Linked DNA regions of Homo sapiens: region 1 is linked to region 2. The links are chromatin loops, found by intact Hi-C in ENCODE. Cell type or tissue: heart left ventricle. All regions are shown on one strand. Each heading gives the region's core, and the rest is flanking DNA. Links, peaks and the distances in the headings are about the cores only. Region 1 holds the start of LINC02941 (long intergenic non-protein coding RNA 2941). Region 2 overlaps LINC02941 (long intergenic non-protein coding RNA 2941).

Region 1 (12,668 bases), core at 3,130-11,129, 100 kb before region 2:
ATTTACTTAGTCTGACTGCATAAGAGATGTACCTGTACACATTAGAAAATGTATACTTCTAGGCCTTAGAATCTGTAATGGTGGAAAATTTAAGATATGGTTTTAATTTTTATGGCTTAAACAATCAATTTCCCTCTTCTGAGAACTGAAACTCAGGCTTTTTTATCTTCTAGTCAAATTTATTTTCAGGTTTCACATGCTGGCAGAATGTTGTAAAAATTTATTATGCCCTATCAATATGATAAACATCCTGATTTTTATTATTTGTTATACCCTCCCTAAAATTCCCATACTATTCCATTAAAATAAAACTCCATATTTTGGCATTAAATTAAGTTGTCATAATTCTTCTTTCAAGTGTGAAATCACACTGGGTTGCTTTATCTTTTTAATTAAGTGTTAATCAATAGACTTGTATTCTATTTGAACTGTTATAGAAGTTTCTCTGAAGATACTAACATAACTGCTTATTTGCATTCCCCAGAAACACTGTTTTTTAATGGTCAACAGTGGCCATGTTTGACTGAGCAATGGATTCATATTGATGTGAGCAACCAAATATGTTTTATTAGGTCATTTCTAAAGGAAGTGGTGATTCAATCTCTTGAAAAAGTAAGAAAAAAAGTTCTCTTCATAATGCCAAGCAATTGGTAAATGATGCTTTTTCCTCTGATGGCATATTTCTTTCACTGAGTGTGTTCAATTAATGTTTACCTGCTATCATTTAGACATAACCATGTGCTTTTTGAAAAACTGGATTGCTAATGCAAGAATATGCTTTTGCATTATAATTTAGCAACCATAATGCCAAAAAGTAAGACAAAACATGATGTCTGAGTTTTCAGCACTGATTATTACTTCCCTCAATGTTTTCTTCTAGGAACAACTGTCTGACGGTACCAATAAAAATTGCTAAAAAGCTCACAATTCCATACCTTACATAAAGTCATACTGTCTTTACCATATCCTCCTTCTCCTCTACATTGCTTTGTCACCTTTTTCTGGGGCAATTTAAAAAAACTTCTAAGATCCTTGACTCTCTTACACGCCCACATGAATCATACCGAGCATGTTAAATGTTCTTTTCCCCCACGTAATATAAAACTGATACATAACTGCCGTATACTTATAAAATACAGTTGACTAGAGGACATAATTTGTAAACCCTATGTATCTTAAAATTTGGTTTTCCAGTTTTCTTTTCATGTTTGTGTTCAATGCATTTTATGTGCGAACTTCAGATATTCCTAATGACCCTTAAAAAGTTTTAGGGCCCTTGCCCATGGGTCAGTGATGCTAATAATCATCTTTTTTCTTTGCTCTTCTGCCTCTGCTTTACATTTTAGACTCATTTTGCTATCATTTCCATAGGTCTTTTCTTCATTGTCATTTTCATGATCTCCTGCTCCTTCCCACTCCTCCAAAAATAATCTATTTTTTGACACCTGTATCTTCCCAAATCTCCACTGCTTGTCACTTCTTTGGGGACATACTTCTTTTATCTCTCTTTCCAGTTGTATTTTCTCATTTATCAGTATGTGTAAATTATGTACTCTCAGGTATCAGTGTACATGAAGTGCAATCTATATACTTCCTTGGAGAACCATTGTCCTAATGATAGGGGTTTCTTCTCAGGCAAATATATCACCAGTAAATATCTTCTAAACACTTTGTCTATTTCACGTTGTGGTTAATATTTGCTGATATCTATTCTAAATTTAACTATTTTTTCCATTCTCATTCAATAAATCAGCAAATAGGCCTTTCGGGCATTATGCATTTTACTAAGTTTGTAAGTATAAATTAAAACTGTTTAAAATAGAGTGTGTATTAGTTTGCTATGGTTGCCAAAACAAAATACCATAGACTGAGTGACTTAAACAGCAGAATTTTTTTTCTTATGGTTTTGGAGCCTGGAATTCTGAGATCAAGGTGTCGGCATGATTGATTTCTTCTGAGGTCTCTCTTTTTGGCTTGCAAATGGCCGTCTTCTTTGTGTATGTTCACATGGTCTTTCCTCTGTGTGTGTTTGTGTCCTAATCTCCTCTTCCTATGAAACCAGTCAAACTGGACTGGGGCCCTCTCCAGTAATTTCATTTAACCTTTATGTCCCTAAATAGGTCATTCTAAATACAGTAATATTCTGAGGTATTGGGAGTTAGGACTTCAACATATGAATTTTGGGGGAACACAGCAAGGTCCATTATGGAGGGCAATGAGAAATAAAATAAACATCACAATGCACACAACGTTCATAAGATCCTGGCAATTGTCATGAAGAGGTGAGATTATAACTCTTACAATGAACTCACTTTGGTGAGTGGAGTATCTCTGCATTTACCACCTATGTGGGACCAGGCAATGTTCTTTTTCCATTATCACCTGTATCTTGCGAGGGCTCTTGGCCTAGAGTTATATTTATATTAATTTAACAGAAAAATATATATTAGCATTAAATTATTAGCTTATGCTTGAAAAAGCCTTTTTTTTTTTGCCTTGTCCATTCATGCCATTCAGTGTCTAAAATCTTGAGATGTCATCTGCTTTGGTAACAGTGGCTAAAGACAACACATCCTCAAGTTTGTACACAACAGCACCTCCCTTTTCTTCTCCCTGCTGCTCCACTTCTTGTTACTCCAAGTCTGAACCACATAAAATAGACAGTATCCTTATCTTGTGGCTACTACAATCAGTTTGGTAAATTCTGGTGCACCTCAGTCCCGTGACGGTCTCCTTCAGTTACTCTAACACAGGAGAGGTAGAAATTTCCTTTTTCACTCCTTCAAACACAGTACAATGCTGGAAATACAGTAGTAAATGAAGGAGTCAGTATTTATTCTCATAGAAGTTTATTCTGTTGGGGAGAAAACAAATAGTAAATGGGAATATGTAAGAACTTATGAGAAAGAAAAGTGGCTTTTTGTATTAAAATAACAGGATGCCCATCAATGACAGACTGGCTAAAGAAAATGTGGTACATATACACCATGGAATACTATGTAGCCATAAAAACGAATGAGATCATGTCCTTTGCAGTGACATGGATGGAGCTGAAAGCTGTTTTCTCAGCAAACTAACACAGGAACAGAAAACCAAGTCCCACATGTTCTCACTTATAAGAGGGAGCTGAAAAATGAGAACTCATGGACACAGGGAGGGGAACAACACACACTGGGACCTGTTGGGAGAGGGTGGGTTGGGGAGAGCATCAGGAAAAGTAGCTAATGCATACTGAGCTTAATACCTAGGTGATGGGTTGATAGATGCAGCAAACCACCATGGCACATGTTTACCTATGTAACAAACTTGCACATCCTGCGCATGCACCCCAGAACTTAAAATTAAAAAAAAACCAGGATGAAAGACCTCTATTGATAATTTGACAAATGTTGCTGATGGCACTGTGGGAACAAGATATGGATTTCAAGAGAGGAATATTCTAGACAGAGAAAACAATAGTAAAAGAGACCTTAAAAGTCAGGAATGGGAGGTTGCTTTACTTGTTCAAGGATGTGAATAGTCATTTATTCATTCAACAAGTATTTAAAGAATTTGTAAGCAGCTGCCATGTGTTAGACAGTACCTTAGGTTCTGATTCAAAAAAGAAAAAAATAGATGTAGAAAGGGGAAGTAAGTGAACTTTAATCACATAAATATATGTAAAGTTATAATTGTGGTCAGTTTTGTGAAGAGGGATCCAAAAGCAATAAGAACCTCTCACAGGAAAATTTGAATAGTCCAAGCAAATTAGAATGAGCTTCATGGAGGAAATGACGCTTAAATTTCTTTCTGAAGAATGAGAAGTTGTCTAGGTGAAGAGAACAAATACTGGCTGATATGGGAGTGTGATCAGACATTAGCGGTGGAGAGCTTTTTTTTCCCTAAGAGTGGAAAATACCCTGCTGCAAGTATCCCATTGAACATTCTAGAGACCTTTTTTTTTTTTTTTTTTCTGTATCATTCTGCATTACTACCTACCCTTTGGGGCAAGCTGAGTTGATTTATCTCACTATGTCATTCATAAATCTGGATCGGGCTATTAAAATTGCACTGGGTCTCCTGTAATTATCGTAAGAGTTTGAATAAGACACCAGGTGAAGAATTGTGTAGTCAGCATGGGGAAGGGGTTTGTCAGGGAAAGTATGTCCTGAGCTGAGCCTAAAGAGGAAGAGATTTGATGTTAGGACAAATGATTGCTTTGCTCACTGTGGAAAGAGGCACAGGCTTAGAGGAGAGAAACTAATGATTTAACATAATTAGCACAAAGCAAACGTGTCAGTTAGTTAGTCCTGGTCCTCATCTTTAAAAAAGGTTGTGGTTATGCCTTTTTCTTGAGTTTCTAATACTCAGAATCATCCTGTTCTCTCCTTCCATTTCTTACGTCTACTCCCCAAATCTAAATTGTCGCTGTTTCTCAATCTTTTATACATCATGTGGTCCTTCTTCACTTCCAGAGAGATCCTTTTCAATGACGCCTCAGTTATCTGTCACTGTCATTACTATAACTTTAAATTGTCAATTATCTACTCTTTCCAAAAGTTTCACCTTCCTTGGGCTTTTTCTGGATTGATTGTTTCAGTATAATGACTCCGTACCTCGCTCCCTGTAATATGCAATTTAATTAAAGATCATTTTAGTACTATTTTTGTAGGCTCTCATCTTGAATGTTATCATAAGTTTTTTCAACAAAAAAGCTTATATTCTAAGAAGCAGAATACTTGGCTTTATTTTAACTAGCCATGTGTATTTAAAAAAAAAACTTGACAAATGAAAGAACTAATAGTCTAGTTTTCTTTTCTGTTATAAGTTTTTGTTTTCTTTTCCCTTCAAGGTAGAACAAAACCATATATAAATTGCTAATATTTTGAGGGCAAGTGATCTGTTTTATTCAGTGTCCATACTCAGCTTCCAGCCCTTATCGAGGTATATAAAAAATGTTTAATAAATGAATGCATACATAATAAATAGGGAAAGGACAAATGGAGAAAGGTCTATATTAAATCTCTCAGTAAAGGCTTGTTGTACCATCATGTCACAGATACCATAATATTTTCTGTGGGTTCTATTCAGATTCTTTCTTGAAAAAGTTCTTTTAAATCAAGCTTTTGTGTGCATCAATATCACATAGAAAACTTGTGAAAGCATAGCTTCTGGGCCCCATTGTTGATTCAGTAGGTCTGGGATGATTTTTGTCGAACAAGTTCCCATGTGATGCTGTTGGTCTGGGGACCCCTCTTTGAGAATCTCTGCTTTTAATGAAATGTAACGAAAGAACAGGAAGCAAAAAAAGAAGAATGGAAACCCTATTGGTCCTTTAAATGAGAGTACATTTTTCTCTTGCAATTTGGTTCCTCACCCTAGTGTGGTTGCTGCATAAACCCTTTTGATATGATTTACTGATTTCTACACTCTTCTTATTCATGGATTAAGATTTTTGAGGGAAGATTAATATTTAAAGTTTTTTTTTAATAATTGAGAATACATAGACATAGATGATGAAAAGCTGATCAATTTTAACTGCTTCCTGCACAGGTAAAATAATTGCGACTCCTGGGTTCTTTAGAGACACATGAAAGAAGTGGTTATAATAATTTTACAGATTCAACTAAATAAAGAATAGTGTGCATATAATAATTTCATGAGGTAGCACATCAAATCGGTGCTATAAAATCAAATCAGCAAATCAAGATGGCTTATTTAACAAATGTATTGAGAAAGTTCGGTAACAACTTATTTTGTTTTATACTATTTATCAACATAAATTATAAATAAATAACGATGCAAATATTATATATTTTAAAAAGATGTATAAAGCCACTTGAAGAAAATAAATGTTCATCTTTTAATTTTTTTGATTTATATAGCTTATTTATATATTACTTATTTAATCTTAGATAGTGACAATTTTCTTAATGTTAACTTATGAAGGCAACCATAAAAGAAGATTGATAGGTTCAAGTAAACAAAAACAAATACACAAAAGGTACTCTGTCAAAACCACAATAAACATTGTTGTGGGCAGAGAGGAAAATTATTACAAACATTATAAAGGGCATTTTCACTCTGTTACAAAGTCTTGGAGTTTTGTTCATTTTATGACACACTTCAAGTAAGTTATTCTAAGGAAATATTTATGGTCACATATAAAAGTACAATGTAAGAGTACATATCACAGAACTATTAATAATAGCAAAGGTTTGGTAACAACACTATGGGGCTGGAAAAATAAATAGAGGGCCTTGATGTAACAGAGTATCAAATAGCAATTTAAACGGTGTTATAGAAAAATATTGTTATGAAAAATGTGCAGAATATGATATGTATTGAAAAATATTACTACACAAAATTATACAAAATATTCTATTTTGTTTTTAAAATACCTGTTTCAGGACATATCAGATTGGGAAAATATAAACCAAAATTTTAATAGCACTTATCTCTGCATTATTGGATTATATGTGGTTTATTTTCTCCTTTTGACTTACCCGTATTTTCTCAACATTTTATAACAAATTTGTCTCATTCCTGAAATTAAATCATGTTAAACATTTTGAATAATTGCATTATTTTTCTCACAAGTATTTAAATAAAATCCCTCTCAGTCCCATCCTGATCCTCAGCTTTGAACTGTTTCACTCTGCACAGGGGAAAAGTTGAGAATTTATCTCTGGAGTCCTTAGGAATTTTCTCTATGCAATTCACAACAGATTTGATTAGGTGTCCAGTGTAAACTTGACTCCACGGCCCTCCTTCTTCTCTGTCCTAGTTCTCATGTGAATACATAAAAATGTGACCCTCCAGAATTATTTTACATTTTAGCAGAAAGAAATGGTTTCAGTGGAGCTATCCTAACAGTGCTTTTGTATGTCTTGCTTAATAACTCCCTTTCCCTTAATTGAAAAAGGAAAGAAAAAAAATAAAGAATGATGCTGGTTTGGAAATACTTTTAGAGATTGCTGTCTCCAACTGTGCTTGTTCTCGCTGTCTGTTATGGTCCATTAGATAAACATGGTGTTCAACAGTCAGGCTGTTGTTGATATATTTGGCAACACTGATAATGTGATCTATGTTTAGGAGGAAGTGGATGCATCATTCCATGCGGGCATAGGTTTTCTGAAAGTGATTGTTCTTTTTACAAGAAAAAGTTAGATAAGTCATTGAACCTTAAATTCTCACTAAGAGTCTGAACATTTTTAATTTTTGTCATCTGAGGTTTTTTTTTTTTGGTGCTTTTATTGGAATTTCAGATTAATAGTTGGGCTTATTCTCAGAAGCAACCAGTACTAACTGAAAATAAATGCAAACCTGGTTGCTTCTGACTCTTGAGGGTGAAATTAGTATAACAAGAAAAAGGGAGGTGCTTGTTATCTGAGTATATTTCTTTATTGTTCATCAATCACAGTTTTTAGTGTTTTCATTTGTAACCTGCAAGTTTAAAAACAAACAGAAAAGAACCTTGAATCTTAAGATTCTTTTTCTGTTTCTCTCCCTTATATCTATTTATCTATTTATCAATTAATCTACCTACCTGCCTATCTACCTATCTCTCTCTACATACACATATACACATATGTACTATATTTAGACTACATATGTATAGTACATATGTATATGTATATTTAGTACGTATGTATATGTATATGTGTATTTATGTGTATATTTGGACTGTACATATACAGTCTAAATATAGTACATATATGTATGTATTTATACTATATATGCATATTTATACACATATACAGTCTCTTTATATATGTAGTCCTGAAGAAAGGATTGGAATATATTTCATCAAATAAAATACTAACATATTTTGGACATAAAAGGGCATAAAGTCTGAGACATGGAATGTCTTGTAATGTCCAGCTGAATCCTAAATATCCTCAGTGATAGGATTTCAGGCATTTCTCTTGGAAAGTGATTCCATTATCTAATAGTTTTCATTGGGAGGAAATTTTTCCCAACAGGCTTAATGTTCCTCTTCTCAACTGGTTCCATTAAACCTAATTACCCCTTCCTAAAGCTGAGCAATTCCTCTCCTATTGGTATTTACCAAGTTTTAATAGTGGAAAGCAACAATTAGCTCTTCAGCTGTCATAAAATCAGTGTATTTTAAACTTTTTTGGTGTTTCTTTTTAAATGGTATACATACATGCATATGTATATGTGTATCACACATACAACTAGTCACCAAATTTGCTTTAGTGTTTACTTAATGCTGAAATCATATCAGTATTTCAGATGTGCTTACATGGTAAGACATTATTGACTTTTCTCTTATAAATTCTTTATGTCCACAGGTGGCCACTAACAATATAGTAGCCTTCATTCACATTTTATAAAAATGGGTTATAGGTGACAAGCCACAGCTTAACAATCTCTAGCCTCTGTGAAAGTTGGCTTATGTCTATAGTTTGGGCTGGTGAAGATTCCAAGAAAAAAATGCCACTGACCCCATTCAGTTCCATCAAGAAAGGGAATTTTGTTCTATGGGGGAGATGGATGTTATTACTTATTCTCTAGAGAGGGACGTTTAAAATCACTTCAGATTGTTGGAATCTATAGCCTGCGCTATCATGGCAGGAAGCTCAGTGATTTTTAAATTATTTACAGGTAAAATCCCCACCTCCTGTAGTTTTTATTTTTAGAGTGTCCATTTCAGGATTTTAATGCTGAGAAAGTGAAACTATGCTCGCTCTTGTCATCTTCTTCCCTCTCTCTTCCTTTGACCTTCCCCCTTCGCCTCCCCTTCCCTCCTAGTGCTCTGCTCCTTCCCATTTCCTTTCCTACCTCAAATCCCATTACCCACCGCCATACCTTTTTTCCTTCTTTCTCTGACTCTGATTTTTCCCAGTTCTCTCTTAATGAGGTTTATTTGTGAGCCTCAAGCCTCATATTATTGTTCAGTCTTTGGGTATCCTCCATGCTGGGGGCTCCTTCCTGGGCCCATGAAAGATGAGTTTAGGGTCTGAAAGAAGGATCTTTCTTCTTGCCCTCAAGTCACTTCTGTAGCCTGTTGTGGTTTGCATGCTAGATGCATCTGGACTACATGGAAAAGATTTCCTAGAAGTGTCTATGGACTGACTGTGTTACTCCCAAATTCATATGTTGAAGTCCTAATCCCCATCTTGATGGTATTTGGAGGTGGGGCCTTTGGGAGGTAGTTAGGCTTAGATGAGATCATGAGGTTGGGGACTACGTGATGGGATTAATGTCTTTCAAAGGAAATGAAGAAACACAGGAGCTTTCTCTCTCTCCATGCTCAGGTACTGAGGAAAGATCATATGAGCACACAGCAAAAAGGTAACTATCTATCAGGTAGGAAGAATGCCCTCACCAAGAACCATATCGGCCAGTACCTTGATCTTAGACTTCCCAGCCTCCAGAACTGTGAGAAAATAAATGTCTGTTGTTGAAGCCACCACATCCATGGTATTTTGTTGTAGCAGCCCAAACTGACTAAGACAAAGTATCTTCTTTTCAAAGATTGGACTTTATATTTTTTACTTGTGTTAGTATTTCATAATCCCAAAGTTCTACAACTTCCATATAACAAAAATTTTGAATTCAGTACAATGACCTTGTAAGTATTTCATTTATAACAAGCCTCTTTAAAATATATTTAGTAACATTGCTTTAATTAGAAAGAATTTAAAATATACGATGATGTCTTAGGTATGTTTATTTTTAGTGAGAATTGATTTGGTTGCTTTGTTTTGTTTTGAGATAGGGTCTCGCTCTGTCACCCAGGCTGCTGGAGTGCAGCGACGGAATGCAGTGGCACGATTTCAGCTCACTGCAACCTCAACCTCCTGGGCTCAGGTGATTCTCCCATCTCAGCCTCCAAAGTAGCTGGGACTACAAGCAGACACCACCACACCAACTAATTTTTGTATCTTTTATAGAGACAAGGTCTCAGTTTACTGCCAGGCTGGTCTCGAACTCCAGGCTTAAGCCAGCCACCCAAAGTGCTATGATTATAGGTGTGAACCACTGTGCCTGGCTGTTGTTGTTTTTAGTCATGAAATATTCAACTTTGTCCAGCCATCCTGGGCTACTCTAACAACTGTAATTGCTTTATAACTACTTAGCTATGGATTTCTGGAATCTGAAATTGAGGCCATAAGCAGAAATGACTAAAATATAGAATTCTTTCTCCTATCTTTATTTGTTCATCTAGATATTGGAACTGTATCATTAAATTTAAAGGGGGGAACTAGTATTGACAACAAATTAAATTATTTCAACCAAAACCACTTAATAGGTATGTTGACTGTTAGTCATTACCAAATCAGCTAAGAAAAAATAGTTTTATTTCCACTTTGTTGATTCAACAAATAATTTTCATATTTGTAATTCATATTGACAGTCACAGATTCCTAGGATCTCTATTAACAGATACCTCGTTTGTGCCTGTGATTATTTCTTCATCTGTGCCTGTCTTTGCCCTTTCCTAGCTGAATGTCCTTGAAAAAATCATTTGGCCTTTTTGTGTCTGTTTCCTCATCATGAGGTGGAAAAATACATAGAGTCAAATGTGTGAGGTTGTTTCCAGAAATTAATTTAAGTAAGCACTTTGAATACTACCAGACCATAGTAAGTTCTATGATGATGACGACAGATCCAGTTGAGAGCTCATTTGCTGGCAGCATCCTAAATAACTCTGCTTCATGGAAGAAAGGCTCTGTAAATACCAAAGATTAAGATCCTTGGTTTAAGACTCAAGGAATCTGTTTACAAGGTAAGTAAGCAAGAGAACAAAAACAAAACATAGTTTATACAAGGCCCATTCAATCACAATCTTATCTTTTCAATTTCAAGTCTATCCCCTTTAAGTTTCCATGACATAAATATCAGCTGACATACACACAAGGTGACTCACCTTCTTCCCATTAAACTAGGTTGAGATTAAAAACAAACAAGCAAACAGCTGGAATGTGGCACGTGGGTCAGACCCTTCTGAGTCCAGTTGGGTAACTCAGCAGAGATCAGAATGATCTTCAAAAACCAACAAGCCATTGGCACGTATCTTCAGGCATGCTTGAAGTCTATGGGGCCAAATGGTAGAGTATCCTGGCAGAGCCAAAAAGTCTTCTTTTATGACACAGAAAAGAAAACTTCTTTCAAAGTAGTTATGCAACCCAGGAGAACACAATGCATCCACTGTGTGTGTCCTGGGGCTGTCTATGAACACATGATTTCATATTTTTGTCCTCTGTAAACTTCAGCATTGATGATGAACATTATTTCAAGGAAATATCCCACTACTTTATCTCTGTAAAGACATCCATAGAGAATGTAAGTTATAATTTCCTTATTCATTTTTCTGGTTAGAGAAGGCATTTCTATTTTAATGGTCAATTATTATATTCTGAATTTGCCACAAGTCTCCTTTTCATATTTAAACACTAGGGTTTTTTTTTGTTTGTTTTTTAAATTCTTAAGATAAATAGAAAAGTTAAGGTTAGAAAATGTTCAAAACAATTGCTCACCTTATAAAATCTTGTTAGGGAAGTAATTTTGCTCATTTCATACTGTTGACATTTCTGAATTTCAGTAATCATTAATTTTTTTAAAGCTGCCAGCAGATATGTACAATACTCCTTTTAGATATTATTCCCATCAAAGACAGATTTCACCTCTTTCACTCTTTGTGTCATTTCTCTATTATTTTGAAAATATTACTAATGCCTTCAAGTTCATTTGTATTCTGTAAGATTCTCCTTGTATCCAAGCAACTCCATCTGAAAAAATAATTTGTTTTTTTTAATGAGAGATATATTCAAAACAAAACCCTGCATATATTTATGATTTTTTGGTAATAATTTTCATGATACTAATTTCCTGGAAAGGGATTTGCACTTCACGAACAAACAGTGATTTCCTTTGAAACCTTCTCTGGTCTATGTCACCACAGTTATCTAAACAATTTAGATGTCCCTTTCTTGACTAAACTTTTAAAAAATGTTGATTCTGTTCTGTTTTTAGAAATGATACACATCATCAGATAATTTGTAAAACAGAAAATATATTAAAAAATAAAAACTTCCTTAAATAACCATGGGATAATCAAGGTTGTAGTAGACTGCCAAGTGAGTTATAAAAACTCCAGAATTATGTCAGAATTAGACAGATAACCAAAGAATCTGTGGGGCACTTTGATGAACTCAAGTGAATCCTTATATTCATCTTTACTGAGAAAACTGTTGGGAATGATTTCACTTCCATTTTTTTAAAAATATAAAGCATATCCTTCAGAGTGGCACATGCAGAAATATTTTTTATGCGTGTATATTTACTGTTAAGTACACAATACGCCTATGAGAACAACCATAGCTAATAGCTTTAAGAACTGTGCTTGGGGCGAAGGGAAGGAATGTGTGGCTGGAGACTTAGTTTGGCATGACTGAGAAGCACCCAAGCGGAGTAAGGACGGGTGTGTCGGCTGCAGCCAGGCGGCAGTTCTGGTACTTCTCAGTCATGACATTTGGGGTCAGGTAACTGAATCCTCATCAGCAAAAAGGGGATAATAGTAGTAATATAGCTCTCATAATATTGTTACAAGAATTGCATATACTTATATTCACAAAATAAGTAAAATGTTTTGAACAGTGTCGTGAAGTTATGTCCTATGCAGGTATTTTACTGTAATTGACTTTATTTTTGTTTTA
Region 2 (12,668 bases), core at 3,179-11,178:
ATATTTCTGACACTGTGCTAAGAGTTTCATGAACATTAACTAAATTAACCCCATAAAAACGCCATTAGAAAGATGCAGTTTTGTACCCCCTTACACAGATGAAGAAAATAAAGTATAGAGACTTTAAGAAATTTGCCAGAAGTCTTATAACTGGTGAGTAAACTTTAGCTACTTGATCAGACCTCAACCAGGCGATCAGAACCCAGAACCCATACGGCTCAACCAATACTTTAATCTACTTCTCAAAGTCTAAGGTAAGTACGCAGGACCAAGCCAGAAAGCCAGGATACGAGGCAGAGGGCTAGAAGACCAGGTTTTCCTAAAGCATCAGAGTTTTGTTGTTGTTTGTTTGTTTGTTTAAAGACAGAGACTTGCTCTGTTGCCCAGGCTGAACTTGAACTCCTGGGCTCAACCTCCTGCCTCAAGCATACCAAGTAGCTGGGACTACAGGCACATGTGACTGTGCCTGTCTTTTTTTTTTTTTTTCTTCAATTTTAAGAACAGTTACTATGATAACGCCTGAGACTTTCTGCTCGTGTTTTAGACTGAAGTAGTAGATTGGGTTTCCCCCTGCCTATTTGGAGGTCCTGGTTATATAGGAACCACCTGATGTCGGGAGAACACATACCAATCGTTGGTGTACGGGGCACAATTGTGTCTTTGAAGAAGTTTGCACTGTCTGGAGCCTCAGCAGTTTTGATTTAAAAGGCCCAGACATGGAGCTCAGAGCTCAGTCCTTATTCTTTCTTCCTCTTAGGTTTGGCTGGAGAGGGATCTTGCCGAGGCAACTCCAATGATAATACGTTAATTGTCTAACTTCTCGTTAACCCCAGATTCTGGAATATTTAAGTGGTCTATGTTACAAAGTAAGTTAGCAGCACCATGGTAGTGTGATTCCCTGAAAATCCAAAACCTTGGGAGTACTTTTGCATCACATCTCACTCAGGAATCCAGCAATCCATCCAATATCTTTAGTAGAGTGTTACTGCAGTGTGAATCTCAAGACACCTATCCTATTTTTGTATCTTTTCCATTATAAAATGGAACCATTGTTCACATGGAGACAAAGTGCAAGAAACGTAGCAATCAGCTATGTTTTAGGGGAAAGAGGCTGAACTGGTGGTGTAATGGCATGCAGGACATCAGCGTTTGCAAACTGTGCTTGCTAGACATTATAGTCTCCCATAGACGTTTAATTTACTTTTGAAGATATTTCAGCAGTATTTTTCTTACTTCCCAACCCTGATTTCATTCCTTGGAAATTTTCCATATTTAAATATTCTTTATTGCTACATATAGCTCATGGAATGTTGGGGTTTTTTTTTTCTCTTACTTCTTTAACTACTGACATATTCCAAAGAGTTCAGTTTTTTCCAATACAGAATTTGATTCTATTGCATTTATAAAGTGCTAATACAGCTGGATTGAAACAGTGACCCATTCTAGCAGATACTACATTGAATAGCAGTGAACACTGAGAAATTTTGTACTTGCAGGACAATAAATATGAGCAATTTCCATTCCAGGTTTCTAATATAAGGGTAGCATGAATTGACAATAAAATACATCCAGGAATAAGTATAAATCCAGAATCTGAGTCTCAAAATAAATTATAAACCAATATAATTTATTTCAGTATTTATTTCCATGGATAAAAAGTTGTATCTCCATGAAGCTGGACATTTGAACATAGAATTTGGCAACTTCAAGACAGCTAGAAAGAGTAAAATATGACCTATAGAGGAACCATCAGCAAGATTTTTACCCATCTTTTTTAATTTGGATGTTTTCTTGTTACTTAGAGCAATAATAATATTCTCACTTTTATCTTCAAATATGGTTTCTGTTTTCTATTTTACTTTTTTTATCCACATGCCCTAAAACTAAAAGTATTACAGAAAATGTCACCAAAGCATTAAAATAATGTGAAGACTCATAAAGAGGAAACTTTACAGTTTTTAAAATCAAAAAAAAAAAATTTCCTTGATTTGCTTCTTTCCTTGGCAGGAATTATTGCACACAGAAAAACAATCTGGTTCTCATTTTTTTGTTTGCCTTATCACCACATAAACCTCCACTTAATAGACTAAATTTATAAATAAATCTTTTAAAAGAGTGCTTTCTTCTGTGATTTTGGATAGGAAAAAAGCAGAGTCATGTGTAAGTGACAGAATACAGTATCCCCCCTTTCCTCAGTTTCCAGTTACTTGTGGCCAACTGGGATTCAAAATTGGGTGAGTATAGTACAATAAGATACTTTGAGAGTGAGCAAGAGAGAGAGAGATCACACTCACAAACTTTTATTACAGTATATTGTTATAATCATTCTATTTTGTTATTAGTTACTGTTGACAATCTTTTACTTTTCCTAATTTATAAATTAAACTTCATCATAGGTATGTATGTATAGAAAACAACATAGTGTGTATAGGGTTCAATACTAGCTGCAGGTTCAGGTATCCACTGGGAGTCTTGGAACATATCCTCTGAGGATAAGGGGGGACTACTGTAGTATAAGTTTAATGGATGTCAGAAGACAATGGCAGCTTGGCACAAACTCTCAATTCTGCATATACTTCATATTTGGGTGATCTCCTGTGAAACCCATGTAATTGGTCAGCGATAGAGGTCCTGAAGGCAGTCCCCCCTTGCTTTCTAATCCTTTCTCCAGCCTTTACTTTCTCTCTGTTGACTTATTCTTTTCTATGCGTAAGGCAGTTAGTTTTAAGATATAGGTATTATCTATAAAGGTAATAAATCCTGAAAATCAGTTATTTATGTCTTGCTTAACTTAGTTGAAAGCCATTTCTTACTTCTCAAGGAACAACAAAGTCACATCAACTCATAAATGGATTCTAAAAATACACACTATATACTTGCAGCCAAATTGTGTGTGTATGTCTGAGTGTGTGTGTGTGTAAACCTGGCACCTACCCACATCTATTCAGGAACACTTATAGAACCTTCCTTATTTGTGTCGACACTCTTCTCTCCTGAGAAGTTATTCCATAGAACCCCCTTTCCTGTGAAATGACTACTTAAATTTCAGTGGTTCCACTATATATCTCTATCTCATTCAAAACATTGCTTCAAATTCTTGATCTTCACTTGTCTATTCTAGCTTAGCCCACCTGGCTTGGCCACTGCAAGCCCTCCAATGACCCATCACAATGCACCAATGCACATTTCTTCTGTTTTTCCTTTTTTCTGGACATTGATGTCATTTTAGTTATTTTAAGTTTATTTTACTGAAAGACAAGCAGTATGTTTTCTGTGTGCTACATGCTAACCAGATGTCCTTGACCAAACAAAAATTCTTGCCAGGAGAAAGGAGAAGAAAATGTGTAGGAATCTTTTCCCAAAATGGACAGTGTGATTTTCCATACCGGCCACAGTAATACATGGAAATTCTTTCTGATGATCTTGGAGTTCCTGACTAGATATCCTGGTAAAGTCTCCGGCAGTTGTCTTTTCAGTTAAAGTGGCTTTTGAGATAGGACCAAATTTGGCATTAGAATTGCAGATACACATGAGAACTTGTATGTGTAGCACAAACAATTTCTTGCTGCCTATTGCTTGTGGGATGCTTGCCAAGAAAAAACAATTTGCTTTGCTGCAAGAACCCAGTTAGCCATTACTGGAGAATGTTTTTCTAAGATTGCTTATCGGTAATTTTAATAGGGCTCAGAGGTTTGTGTGGTTTGCACAAAATGTTAGTTACTTTTTAAAGGCCCAAATTTCTCCCCATTTTCTTCCACAAATCTGAACTCCATTCTAATTGTAAAATAATCAGTGAGAACAGCACCTCCCTAAATGAGTAGATAGGAATGGATAATTAAATGCTTATGGTGAAATGGATTTAACTATTATATTGCTGTTTCAGATAGAAGGACATTCCCAAAGAGGCTCCTTTGGTTTTATACAGGAGTTCAAGTTGTTAGCTACTATTTTGGTTTTGTAATTGTGCACTGTGGTCATGAGAGGCTTTCTGTGGGGGAGGATATGTCCTCAGTGCCTCTTCATTGATTGATTCATTCATTGAACAAGCATTTGTTGGCAGCAGTTATTCATTTAACAAGCATTATTGGGCCACATTGAGCCACAGAGAGAGAAATGAGTAAGGCACTATTCTTATCCTCAGTGAAGTCAAGTCCATCTTCAAGGTGACTGATGGCAAAAGGAAGAAATCTAGAATTCATTATTTTCAACCATTTGTTATCTAAGTGGATTTTAAGACCATGTTGTGAAACTATTATGATTCACCATCAGAGGAAAAGGGCAATTTATTTTGACCTGTGAAGATGCAGCGGATATGATCTATGTTGAAATGATTTTTTTAAAAAGATATTATTTCTAGATTAAACTTCCTTGAGTCACAGCCTAACCTTTTAAGACATATTTTCCAATTATGCCTTGCTGACCATATATTGAGTTTTCACAATTTGCACTTCTGTCATTTTAACTAATAATATTTAATGTTACTACCTGCCATCATATTTCTACTAATTATTCTCTAGCTGCTGCCTGTATTTGCCCCCTGACAGGCAAAGAAGCAAATGTTTGTAATTCCAAGTTTCTAGAATATTTGAATCTGATCAGTAGCAAAAATATGTTTCTTATTCATAAACATTATGCCTCTCAAACTAATCATAGTACAGGAATATGTACGACTTTGATTGCCACCTGTCTTTTTCAGAGCTGTTTGTTCTGTTTTTTATTCTTCAGATATTATTTGTTTGCTTATTTTGAGACTCTTTTGCAGAAGAGGAAATGAAACACTTACTTGTCAGCGCTATTTTTTAAAAAAATCATATAGTAGAACAGTATTAATTTAATGAAAACTTAAAGATTAAGCATAACAACCTTTTAAAAAGCACTCTCATGTCCTCATTTGAGTTTGTACGGTAGCAGACAGAAACCCTGATAGACATGAGAGGGTTTTTGCCAAAACCCTGATAGACATTAGAACTTGTCCTGTTTTCCTGTTTGGCATTTTTGTAGATGTGCTAAAGCCAAAGTTTATTTTAGAAGAAAAATTGGACAAATATAATCAAAGTATGAAAAGCAATGAGAAAAATCAGCACAAATTTGAAATTTTGTATGAATAACTAGAGTTAACTTTTATTAAAAAAATAAGTATTTAAAAATATTTTCTTCAAGTTTAGTTTTTGTTGCCAAGGCTAAAAAAGGGGGAAATGACCTAAACTTACTACTTTGTGTGTTGAAGAATTTCCCAATTCAAGAGCAGAAAATAATCATGCAAAATTTCTATGATCTATAAAACAAGAAGCATCCTGGTTTTTGAAGGGTGTGATGGCAATTCCCTTCTCTTTATAAGAAAGAGATGTAAAGAAACCACTTGTAAAGGGTTTTTCTTAATAGGATGCATGTGACTTTGTTGAGACAGATGATCTTCTCATCAGTATGTGTTTGGAAACTGTCTATATGGTAGGGCTTTGCATATTTTATTACCTCCCCTTACTGCTTTGAAGTTATTATAGCATCTCTAAAATGTACAAAGAACTCATTTGAAGCTCATATACTTAAAAATCTACATATGTAATCTGAGTATGTAGTTATGAAGTCTTTATTATAGGAAAAGACATATTAGCTTTGTTATCATTGATTTTTCCTCTTCTATTTAAAAAATTTATGCTAAGTTCACAAAGCTGCTAAATGGTTAAAAAAATTGGCAGAACTTATTTGCAAGGAATTACACATAAATGAGAAGTTAATCTTTTGGAAAATTTTCTCAGGATTTCAATATAAAGAGCCAGTTTATGAGAATAATATAATACATTTCTGTTCACAAACACTGTTAAATGCAGGCTCTTATTGACTCACAACAATCCTGTGATGCTGCTACTGTCATCATCTTTGTTTAAAAATGAGGCAACAGAGACTCAGATACACAGTACTTAGGCTTCTGTTCTTTATCCTGTGTTGCGTAATCTCCACACTATACCATACTTTTTCCCTTTGCCTTGTTTGGCCATTTCCAAGACAGCCACGGATCTGCACATTTTCAAGGTAGAATGCCAATATCAGCTTCTTGATTTTACATAGTGTGATTTATTTTATTCAGACGTTTATTTGAAAGAAGTTGATTGGGATAAGTTATAGCCACTTTAGACACCGTTTATAACAATGTCTGGCACACAGTAGGGACTCAGATATTTATGGAATGAATGAGTAAACTATATAAGATATATGGGGACCCTTTTAAAGGGAGGATTCCATTTTTGACTGCACACAGAGGAAAAAGTCATTTGGAGGGCAGAGGAAACAATAATGGAAGTTTGAGTCATATGGCGCCTTGTTACCTGAAGTGTGATCTGTGGATCAGTAGGATCAGCATCACCTGGGAAATTGTTAGTTACGTGAATGATGGGCCCCATCCCAGACCTACTATATTAGACTGCCATTTCACAAGATGGTGTGGTATGATGTTTACCATTTTACCAGGTCACATAGTATCGGGATCACTGTACAGGGCAGTGGTTCTTAAACCTGAACACACATTAGAATTACTTGGGGAAGTAAAAATAAAATAAAATGACCAGTCCTCACTCTGCATCAATTAAATATAGTCTCTGGATAAAGGCACTAAGTATAATTTTTTTTTCTAAAACTCCACTAATGATTTTAGCATGCAGCCAAAATTGGGAATTACTGCTGTAATGTAAAGTCCTCAGTGGGTATCAGAACACCTCAGGCTGTTGCCGATAAGGCACTGGATTTAGTATAAGACGTTCCATCACAGTGGAACCCAGTTATCTGGTTTAGAATAAGATGAGGAGTCATTTGAAGTTCTCTAATGCCTATTACATTCCTGACACTGGGCAATTCAAAGAACATGGCCCTCTACCTATAGTCTTTCTAACTATGTTTATGGCTCTTCATCTATGTGGCTTCATAGTTGGTGCTTGTACTAAATGATTGTCAACCATTCAAAAAACTCCCTCCATACTGTGAAAAACTGTCTGGGTCCATGTTTTTCACTATACATCCATGCCTCTTTCAATTCTGACAGTGAGTCAAACCCAATTTTTCTTTTTTTTTTTTTTTGAGATGGGGTTCTTGCTCTGTTGCCCAGGCTGGAGTGCAGTGGCGTGATCTCAGCTCACTGACACCTCTGCCTCCAGGGTTCAAGCAATTCTCGTGCCTCAGCCTCCCGAGTAGCTGGGATTACAGGCATGTGCCACCATGCCCAGCTAATTTTTGTATTTTTAGTAGAGATGAGGTTTCACCATGTTGGCCAGGCTGGTCACAAACTCCTGACCTCAGGTGATCCACCCATCTCGGCCTCCCAAAGTGCTGGGATTACAGGCATGAGCCACAGCGCCCAGCCAGCCAATCGTTTTTTAAGATAAATTTTGGCTCCAGGAGGAAGAGCCTGAGTGTCTTCCCTGCAAAGGCTTTGACTCAACACCAGCTCAGATTCTGCTGCTGGAGACAGAATCTCACCTAGAGGTATGTCCTTGTTTTAGTGGATTGCCTTGGGTTTTTCCTCCTGACCTTTTGTCTGGAGTATAGCCTTATACAGAACAACAGTGGCAGATAAGAAAAATGGGAGTTTGAGGTTCCCATTAAGGACAATGGAAAGGTTCATTAATGGCAATGGAAAGGTTCATTAAGGGCAATGTGAAGAGAATTGCCTTGTTTTGGAGGCAGTGGGAGCCACTGAAATTTTTGCAATGAACCTATTGTCTGAGACACTGAAATGTTTTTTGAATGAATGAATGCATAAGAGATGATTTAGAGAGAGAGAGATACCTGGATTGGTTGGTTAAAGAAGAAGACGGCTATTAGCTTATTTCCTAAAAGGGAATCATTAATTAGATATGAAGGTGGAAAAGGACATAGAAAAGAAGGAATGATGGCAGACAAAGTGGCACCTAATTGAACTCAGTAGATATATTTTACATTAAAGTAGTGCTTCCCAAGCTTTAACATATGTAAGAATTATCAACAGAACTTGCAAACAGACTGATTCCTTGGCCCCTACCCCCAGAGATTCTGATTTAGAGGTCTGAGGCAAGCCCCAAGCATTTGTATTTTACTAAGCCAGCTCCCAAGATGATGCCGATGCTGCTGGTCTGAGGACCACACCTGTAATAACGTTGTATTTGGGCTTGGAAAGCTAGAATATTTTGTTTTCGATTTTGGTTCTTCCACTTACTGCCTGTGATATCTTAAGCAAATCTATTACCTTTTCCAAGTAATAGATTAATACTTAAAACACCATAATGTATCATTTGCTCAGGGATCTTGTTAAATTGCAGATTCTGATTCAGTTGGTCTGGGATGGAGGCTGAGCTTCTGTATTTCTGAAAGTCTCGCAGGTGACAGCCATGCTACTGGTTCATGAACTGGACTACTATTAGCAAGTACCTAGGCATTATTTCCCCATACTTCACATATTTATTACAATTAAATAAAAATATATAGATAGAAACAGTTTGAAAATTGTGGAGCAAAATGTAAATGTAAGGTGATAGTAGTGAATTGATGAAGACAGGAAATGGAAAAAGATGACTGAATTTTAAGCTGACTAGGGGAATTTTGGCACATACATAGAAATAAAGAAGTCAGGAAGGACATCTGGTTTAACAGAATGTGGATTTTGGGGGGAAAGTAGCAGGCAGTTGAAAACGTAAGACAGGAATAAGCTTGAGAAATAATTTAATCTTGAAATAAGAATTTTGGAGTTGTACACATATGATTGAAAGATATTTCTGTATATATGGGTATATAGAAAAAAAGAGAATAAGTAGAGAATCTGGGAAGAGATACCAGTTGGAAGATGTGAGAAGGAAGAGGTACTATTGGAAGATAGAGCATAGTTTAGCACCTTGTCATAGAGACATTACTTGTCTAACCCCAGGCTGTATCAACAGATTGTATATCCTCCTGATTGAGGATAACAGTCTATTGCATTTCCTAGGCATTCCCCCACTTAGAAATTATTGAAGCATCCCATTTGTGTATGATTTTTGTGGGCAGCGATTCCAAGAATGGTGGAAGATACGTTTCTAAGACTTACGAGTTCCTTGGACCAGGTCATAAGCATTTAGAAAATAGAGTAATTGAGGGAGATCATGAATTGTATAGAAGTGAGGGATTCTGCAATTGAATATCCTTGCCTCATCAATCAATTCAGATACTTGGACATCTATGAAGCTCAAGACAAAATGTAGTTCAATACCTTACTAGGAGGAGCATTTTCACAGAGATAAATTATCCACTAGGGAGAATAATAAGTAGAATTACATGCCTATTAATAGTTGCATAATTTTAAAAGAAAAGAGCATGATTTGTTTAAGACACTAGTGTGTTTGACTCTGTCATGGTGATGTTTTGGTCATTTTCTTAAGGATGCTTCCAAATAATGGCCTCAGATACTGAAAAAGGTTAATAAGAATTCTGGCTGGATGTGGTGGCTCACACATGTAATCCCAACACTTTGGGAGGCTGAGGTAGGAGGCTCTCTTGAGGCCAGAAATTCAAGACACACCAGGGCAACAGAGTGAGACCCCATCTCTACGAAAAAATAAAAACAAAAACAAAACAACAACAATAACAAAAACAATAAAATCAACTGGGTGTGGTCCTGCATGCCTGTAGTCCCAGCTGCTGAGGTGGGAGGACAGATTGAGCCTAGGAGCACGAGGCTGCAGAGAGCTGTGATTGTACTACTGCACTCCAGCCTGGGTGACAAAGCAAGACACTGTCTGAAAAAAGAAAAAAAAAATGTTTTCTTTTTTTCTTTCCCATAATTCACTGGCTCGTTTGCTTTTTGGGTACTTTTAATTTTCCCTCTAAATTTCAAAGTACTAGGTGTTAAAATCTGGACATTTGAAAGTTTGATTTGCAATCATCTAAACTCCTAAAAAACAGAGGTCTCTTTCTAACATTGATTTACTCTCAGAGGGTCACTCATAAACATATTCATTACAGGCACACTCCACGAATATTCAATAATACATCAATCACTAAGCTGTTTATGTTAAGAGACACAATTGAAATTGAACAATATAACTCAATAAAATTACTGGTCTTTTTATTTATTCATCCAAATCCTAGTTGCTCAGTCATTGTAAACAGATCCATTGGAAACAATTCACTTTTCTATTGTTTCAGGATTGATCTTCTCAAACACATGATTATTCTTAATTCAGACAAAATATTTCATTTCTTTAAGTACACCAGAAGGAATTAGAGCCAGCTGAATGCAATAAGAGAAGAGGAAGGAAGACGCTCAGTAAAAGGAAATCAAACCTGTTTACAAGTCTGGATCTAAACACTTGTGAGATTTGTGGTTTTGGAAACTACGTTCATATGTTAGAGGAGAAAATGATGAATACTGGATAAACATGGGTTTAAATGGCCTAGGCCAGATTCTTATTCCTCTTTGCACCCTAAGTATCTCTTTTAAACAAAGAGTTTCACTTAATTTCAAAAAGACCACATGCAGACAAAAGATCAATGAACAGCAGAGTGACAGAGAAATTCAATTTTTCCGAGAATGTTGATATATCTACCATCCAGAAGACAATTTAAAATATGGAAGCACTCATAAAAACAATTAATGTATGTAGTCATCATGAGATACACCAAATTATCATCTCATACTAGTGGTAAATCTTGGTTTCCTAAATCTGTTTTTTGTTTCCCGTTCTTCCACTTTGAATATATGATACTGCAAATATGCTAAACAGGGCCCTTGGGCAAATTAGAAACAGAGGTTGGCAAAAATATTAGGAATTTTTTTGTTTCAATTTAAAATGTGTTTTTTTAGAACGTAAAAAACTTAATATAAGTGTATTCTGGAATCATAAGGATGAACATCAACTAAACGAGTCCTGTCCTGGAACTCTAGTGCCCTTTGGCATATGTATTTATTTATCTACATTTTAAACTTAATAATTTTTTAAAAGTATGAGGACAGCTGGGTTGAAGCTATTCAATATGCAGTCATTTTGGATCAATGTGACTTCAAGTGATGGGTTACCAGAAAAGATGCTGGACTGTAAGAGTTTTTGAATTTGTGGGCTTAGGAATTTTGATGACTAAAAAAATAAAAAAAAAAGGCTAAAGGGAATTGGCATTTAAATTCCATGTGGCTGAGCTTTTTAGTTGCATTCAGACACTTCTATTTTTATTTCTTCAAGCTGGGCCTGTTTCCAAGAAGGAAGCTGTGGAATTATTGCTCTTACTCCCACATTTAGTGCAATCCCTTACAATACTAAGGATAGGTCAGATTTTTGCCCGTCCCCTGCATTAAACCTACAAGTAGATCAGATTTCAGGATAAGCAACAAGCAAAAAAGGACAAAAAAATTTCAAGTGAAACATTTGAACCAGCTTGACTTGAATTAGGGTCGAATCAACTGCATAATCTAATGTTCATAGAGTGCTTTGTCTTTAGAACCTGGCTGGTTTTACCCTATAACATTTAAGTTATTCTTCCATTTATTCTTTTTCTTCTTCTCTTCTTCCTTTTATTTTTATTACCCCACTGTGTTCCTATACATTTAAAAGGTTAGCTGTTTTTGTTTTATGCAATGGAAAAACTGTTGTTGAAGTTTTAGCCTTGAAAAGCACTGACTGTACCTAAAAACGGAAAGAAAGCACTCCTTTGCCTTGCCTCCCATTGGTTGTTTGGAAACAGCTGTTTGACGCCAAGTTTGTACTTCACTCTTATCAGCTCATTTGGTGAGATCAGAATGTGCCTGAATAACTCTGAAGGTTAAAATATGTTGACTGAATTTTCTGCTGCCACCATTCAGCAGCAGCTAGGCTATGCCTCTCATGATCATGACACGTAGTGGAAATTTTCCTGGCTTCTATACATCATCATCTCTGCCTGGTGAGTGTCATACTGAGGATGAGCACAGCAGGACGGCCTGCCAATGGGCCTGACAGAGCTGGCCTACGAACATATGGAATTGTGCTTCCAATGGAAAGCACACTATTTGCATTGACTTGTCATCATTCAGGGACCAAATTTTTTATTTTTGCCTTTTTATCAACCATTGGTGTCTTGTTTAGGGCATCTATAACTTTTTTTTTTTCAGAGAAAATTGGGCATTACGATTTTCTTACTCAATCTCATAATCATTTTAAGCATTCCAAAAATTATACTCCACTGGTCCTGACTGCTACTTAAATTGTATGCGTTCTTTCCAGTCCTTATTTACAATTTAACTCCAAATGCTTCATAGTACAAACAGAAGAGCCTTTGATTTTGATTTTTTTAATCATTCAATCTTACAGAATTGAATCATGCCATATTGTTATTTTTGCTCAGCAATTAGAAAATACTCACTGTCCAACAGTCCAAGAACTTTTAAGTATTACAAAATCCTTTTCCGTAATCTCATGTTAACAATACAGCCTTAGTTTAGAAGCATTTTCTAAAAGATGTTAAGCATTAACCTTGTAATTTGTGGTGTGCTTATATTTATCGCCAAATAATTTGCAGCATTTTGTCAGTTATTTATCTAGTTATTTATATGTTTATCTGATGCCTATGCTGAAATATTCAAGGGCTTTTACAAGTGTGCTGTGTTAGCAGAAAATACTGTTCAAGGGAGAAAAAAATATTCTTTTTCACTTGACTACTTCAATACAGCAACTACAGTAGTTACTGTATGACTTATTGAA

The links. Peaks named below come from ENCODE experiments on the same cell type or tissue, not always from the same donor. Only the 100,000 strongest peaks of a DNase experiment are listed, where the experiment ranks them.
Region 1: it touches region 2 in a loop (2.1-fold over the local background); 18 of 110 quality-filtered maps call a loop at or near these places.

The regions. Positions count from the first base shown.
Region 1 is chr6:139,967,133-139,979,800 of GRCh38, forward strand. It overlaps LINC02941 (long intergenic non-protein coding RNA 2941), which reads left to right and starts at 9,187. Exons shown (of 2, transcript NR_121623.1): 1 at 9,187-9,300. LOC103352541 (a long non-coding RNA gene) reads right to left here. Exons shown (of 3, transcript NR_121624.1): 2 at 11,490-11,741; 3 at 11,218-11,272. In heart left ventricle, for the core only: no CTCF peak of the experiment used is centred there; no DNase peak of the experiment used is centred there; H3K27ac peaks cover 2,493 bases.
Region 2 is chr6:140,067,728-140,080,395 of GRCh38, forward strand. All of the region lies in intron 1 of LINC02941 (long intergenic non-protein coding RNA 2941), which reads left to right. The region is part of intron 2 of LOC107986652 (a long non-coding RNA gene); the gene reads right to left. Among named protein-coding and RNA genes, the nearest start is that of LINC02941, 98 kb to the left of the region's middle. In heart left ventricle, for the core only: no CTCF peak of the experiment used is centred there; no DNase peak of the experiment used is centred there; H3K27ac peaks cover 1,178 bases.